Regions from separate parts of the Homo sapiens genome. Here region 2 is linked to region 1. Evidence: read pairs that join two places in POLR2A ChIA-PET (ENCODE). Cell type or tissue: A673. All regions are shown on one strand.

The links. ChIA-PET counts read pairs that join two places held together with the same protein. Peaks named below come from ENCODE experiments on the same cell type or tissue, not always from the same donor. Only the 100,000 strongest peaks of a DNase experiment are listed, where the experiment ranks them.
Region 2: POLR2A ChIA-PET joins it to region 1 with 10 read pairs; 3 of 35 experiments call an interaction of 5 or more read pairs at or near these places.

The regions. Positions count from the first base shown.
Region 1 is chr12:57,435,717-57,438,216 of GRCh38, forward strand. All of the region lies in intron 1 of INHBC (inhibin subunit beta C), which reads left to right. Among named protein-coding and RNA genes, the nearest start is that of INHBC, 2.2 kb to the left of the region's middle. In A673, no CTCF peak of the experiment used is centred here; no DNase peak of the experiment used is centred here.
Region 2 is chr12:57,092,953-57,095,452 of GRCh38, forward strand. It overlaps NAB2 (NGFI-A binding protein 2), which reads left to right. Exons shown (of 7, transcript NM_005967.4): 4 at 1-16; 5 at 111-243; 6 at 455-646; 7 at 1,660-2,500. The coding sequence ends at 1,769. It overlaps STAT6 (signal transducer and activator of transcription 6), which reads right to left. Exons shown (of 22, transcript NM_003153.5): 22 at 2,456-2,500. Among named protein-coding and RNA genes, the nearest start is that of NAB2, 5.1 kb to the left of the region's middle. RefSeq lists silencers at 394-443, 1,284-1,353 and enhancers at 716-1,247, 994-1,288, 1,780-2,310. In A673, CTCF peaks have their summits at 511 (motif pointing left) and 711; DNase peaks (open chromatin) are centred at 489 and 1,149; H3K4me3 peaks cover 552 bases; H3K27ac peaks cover 2,385 bases.

The DNA.
Region 1 (2,500 bases):
AATGGGACTCAGAAAGATGGATAAAGGGGCTGGGCACAGTGGCTCCTGCCTGTAATCCCAGCTACTCAGAAGGCAGGAGGATCACTTGAAGCCAGGAGTTCGAGACCAGCCTGAGCAACATAGCAAGACCCTTTTTTTTTTTTTTCCTGAGACGGAGTCTTGCTCTGTCACCCAGGCTGGAGTGCAGTGGCGTGATCTCGGCTCACTGCAACCTCCACCTCCTGAGTTCAAGGAATTCTCCTGCCCCAGCCTCTTGAGTAGCCAGGATTACAGGTGCCCGCCACCACACCCAGCTAATTTTTGTATTTTTAGTAGAGACTGGGTTTCACCGTGTTGGCCAAGCCGATCTCAAACTCCTGACCTCGTGATCCTCCCACCTCAGCCTCCCAAAGTGCTGGGATTACAGGCGTGAGCCACCGCGCCCGGCAACCCTGTCTCTTTTTTAAAAAACTTTTTTTTTTTTTTTTTGAAAGAGTCTCACTCTGTCACCCAGGCTGGAGTGCAATGGCATGGTCTCAGGTCACTGCAACCTCTGCCTCCTGGGTTCAAGCAGTTCTCCCACCTCAGCCTCCCGAGTAGCTGGGACTACAGGCGTGTGTCACCATACCCGGCTAATTTTTGTATTTTTAGTAGAGATGGGATTTCACTATGTTGGCCACGCTGGTCTCGAACTCCTGACCTCGTGATCCGCCTGCCTCGGCCTCCCAAAGTGCTGGGATTACAAGTGTGAGCCACTGTGCCTGGCCTTTTCTTTTTCTTTTTTTTTTTTTTTTTTTGAGACAGAGTCTTCATCTGTCACCCAGGCTGGAATGCAGTGGTATGATCACAGCTCATTGCAGCCTCAACCTCCCAGGCTCAAGCTCAGGTGATCCTCCCACCTCAGCCTCCCAAGTAGCTGGGACTACAGGTATGCGCCATCATGCCTGGCTAATTTTTTTTATTTTTTATTTTATTTTATTTTATTTTTTGAAATGGAGTCTCGCTTTGTCACCCAGGCTGGAGTGCAGTGGCGCGATCTTGGCTCACTGCAAGCTCCACCTCCTGGGTTCACGCCATTCTCCTGCCTCAGCCTCCCGAGTAGCTGGGGCTACAGGCGCCTACCACCATGCCTGGCTACTTTTTATGTATTTTTAGCAGAGACAGGGTTTCACCGTGTTAGCCAGGATGATCTCGATCTCCTGACCTCGTGATCCTCCTGCCTCGCCCTCCCAAAGTGCTGGGATTACAGGTGTGAGCCACCGCGCCCAGCATATATTTTTTTACAGAGACAAGATTTCATCATGTTGCCCAGATTGGTCTTGAACTTTTGGGCTCAAGCAATCCACTCGCCTCGGCCTTGCAAAATGCTAAGATTACAGACATGAGCCACCATCCCCGGGCTAAAAATAGCTGGGTGCGGTGGAGTGCACCTGCAGTCCCAGCTATTTGGGAGCCTGAGATGGCGGATCATTGAGCCCAGGAGTTTGAGACTGCACTGAGCTGTTTGCACCACTGCCCTCCAGCCTGGGCAACAGAGTGAGACCCCCATCTCTAAAATTAATTAATTAAAGAAAGATAGATAAAAGAGGACAAGGAAGAGAGATAGTTACTTCCATAGACAGGGGAATAGTTGGAGTATATAGTGAGCAGATCAGGAATTCTAAGCCAGGACTCTAGAAAATGCAAATTGAAGGCCGGGCGCGGTGGCTCACGCCTGTAATCCTAGCACTTTGGGAGGCCAAGTCGCGCAGATCACAAGGTCAGGAGATCGAGACCATCCTGGCTAACATGGTGAAACCCCGTCTCTACTAAAAATACAAAAAAAATTAGCTGGGCATGGTGGCAGGCGCCTGTAGTCCCAGCTACTCTGGAGGCTGAGGCAGGAGAATGGCATGGACCCAGGAGGTGGAGCTAGCAGTGAGCCGAGATTGCGCCACTGCACTCCAGCCTGGGGGACAGAGTGACACTCCGTCTCAAAAAAAAAAAAAAAGAAAGAAAGAAAATGCCAATTGAGCCCTTTGCAAGCTTTTTCTTAGGTCTGGAAGACCCTTCCCATTTCTGGCCCCTCATTCCCTCGTTTTTGTGTTTGTTTGTTTGTTTGTTTGTTTGAGATGGAGTCTCATTCTGTTGCCCAGGCTGGAGTGCAGTGGCACAATCTCAGCTCACTGCAACCCCCGCCTCCCGGGTTCAAGCCATTCTCCTGCCTCAGCCTCCCGAGTATCTGGAACTACAGGCGAACACCACTAAACCTGGCTAATTTTTGTATTTTTAGTAGAGACGGGGTTTCACCATGTTGGCCAGGCTGGTCTCGAACTCCTGACCCCAAGTGATCTGCTCGCCTCAGCCTCCCAAAGTGCCAGGATTACAGGCGTGAGCCACTGCACCCACCCCTACCTGTTTCAAGACCCTGCTTGAACTGGAGCTAGATAGCCTGGGCTCAGATTCTTGCTCAGCCATTTATTAGCTGTTTGACCTAGTGGTTAATAGTTTTCTCATGTGTTAAATGGGGATAATAAGAGGA
Region 2 (2,500 bases), 340 kb before region 1:
GAAGCTGAAACAAGAGGTATGTTTTCCGGGGTGCATATAGGGGCACTGGGCAGCCTTCCCCAATCCCCTCCCTTGGCAGGTCTTCATTTCCCCATGTTGGGCATCCACAGGTTGGAGAACAGAGTCACCCTGAAATCCAGCAGCCTCCCCCAGGCCCTGAGTCCTATGTACCCCCATACCGCCCCAGCCTGGAGGAGGACAGCGCCAGCCTGTCTGGGGAGAGTCTGGATGGACATTTGCAGGGTGAGTGTGCCTCAGAACACTTTTCTCTTCATTGAGGGTGGGGGAGTAGGGGAGGGGGTTGGGGGAGGAGTGAGCCAGGAGGCAGTGCCTGAAACAGGGTTGGGAGACCTGGCTGGAGGGGGGGCAGAAGGGCCTGTGGGCTGGCTATGTGGTTGAGGGTGGGGGTTCCATTGGCTGCAGCCCCTTACCTGACCAGTGCCCATGCCCACAGCTGTGGGGTCATGTCCAAGGCTGACGCCGCCCCCTGCTGACCTGCCTCTGGCATTGCCAGCCCATGGGCTATGGAGCCGACACATCCTGCAGCAGACACTGATGGACGAGGGGCTGCGGCTCGCCCGCCTCGTCTCCCACGACCGCGTGGGCCGCCTCAGCCCCTGTGTGCCTGCGAAGCCACCTCTCGCAGGTGAGGCAGCCAGCAGTGCTGTCCCCAAGCACCCCGGCCACTCAGGCCCCACACAGCAATTCTGGTGTCCTGGGGCCAGGTGGGAGGAAGAGGGATATAGTCGTCAGAGAGGGCAGTAGGATGGCTGGGCTCCAGCCAGCCAGGCCTTGGGGTGCAGAGAGGCAGACCCTGCCGAGCTGCTCCCACCATGGAAAGTCTGGTCCTAGTGTAGATCTGTGAAAGGGGAACTGGGGAATGGGGGGACAGAGAAAAGAGGATGAAGGAGCAGGAAGGAGGAGCATCAATAAGGGAAGCTCAGATGGCACTTCCACCAACCCAGGAGTGGGGAGCAGGCTAGGAGTTGTGGGTATGGGGATGGGGATGCCCAGCTTGGAAGCAGAGGAGCCCAAAGCAGTGATGCTTTGTGTGTGGAAGGGGGAAGAGGGAGTGGGCAGGCGGAGGGCCGGGCAGCCGCTGGGCTGAGAGTGACGCAGCAGACAAAGCCACCAACCCTGGCTTGGTATTTTTAAACTGTGCGTGGGTGGGAAGTGGGGGCGGGGACTGGAAGGGGGGCTCTTCTTGAGGGAGGAGCTCGGAGGCTGGCTTCCTGTTCTCCCTCTGATTTGGCTACCAAAAAACTTGGGGGGCCATGGTAGAGTGGCCTGGGAGGGGCCTGGGAGGGGGCCAGGGATGAGTGGGGGTGGCAGAGCTTGGGAAGGGGGGAGGGGAGAGGTCAGAGCCAAACCACCCCCGCAGCTCCTGACAGAACCAGAAATTCCAGCGCAACCGAGGAGGCGGGAGAGAAAGAGAGAGAGACAGACAGAGACAGAGCTACGCACAGCCAGGGAGGGGAGGGGGCTCACACACATGGGAATGGAACCCCCCATACACATGCAGTGGGCAGGAGGCAGTAATTCAATAAACCTAAACTGAGCCCATCTTCACAGCTTTCTTTGCCCCTGCTTCTGTTCCCAACCACCTCTGTCTGCAGCCAGTCACCCTGCAGTCTCCTAACTGCCCCCTTTTCCCTGCAGAGTTCGAGGAAGGGCTGCTGGACAGATGTCCTGCCCCAGGACCCCATCCCGCGCTGGTGGAGGGTCGCAGGAGCAGCGTGAAAGTGGAGGCTGAGGCCAGCCGGCAGTGAGGGTTGGACTGGTGTCTTCAGACCCAGGACCTCAGACTTCTGGCTCACACAGACCCCCACGCTCTCCATCCCCGGAATCTAGTCACAACCCTGGATCCTTCCTCTGCCCTTCTCCTGCCTCCCCACCTGCTCCATGGGCATAAGACTGTGGGGCTTCAAGCAATAACAAGCAGAGGCCTGGAGAGAGGACACAAGGAGGGTGCGTGGTGCCCTCACCCCTGCCCAGAGCGAGGGGGCAAGGACTCTGCCTCCAGGGCATCTGGGGTTTTCCCCTCCCTCACACAACACACTCCCATTCTCTTTAGGTTTGCACCAGTGGTGTGAGCAGTTGGACTCAGTTTGGACAAGGGGGAAAGGGGGACTTCCCTGGGAAGGTCCAGCTAAAAGTGGCAACATTTGCCCCCAGAATTGGGGGCCTGGGAACACTGGACCTGCTCCTTCTCCCCTCTCCTTCCCCGTTTTTGTGCTTCTGGTTTGTTTCTTTAATTAATTTAACAAGTGCTGCAGTTTGCCCTCCCATTCCCATCTATCCCCCAAGTCCTTTGCAATTTCTTCCCTGCCCTACATAGGGGCGGTGGGTGTGGGATCCCTTCACTGGCCCCCTCGGGAGGCCTGGGTTGGACTCAGGGTCTCCTCCAGCTGGGGGCTGGACCGCAGCACCTATCTGAGCAGTTAGAGCGTCTTTCTTTTCAGATTGTGTACAGTAGATTATTTATTTTGTTATTTTGGAA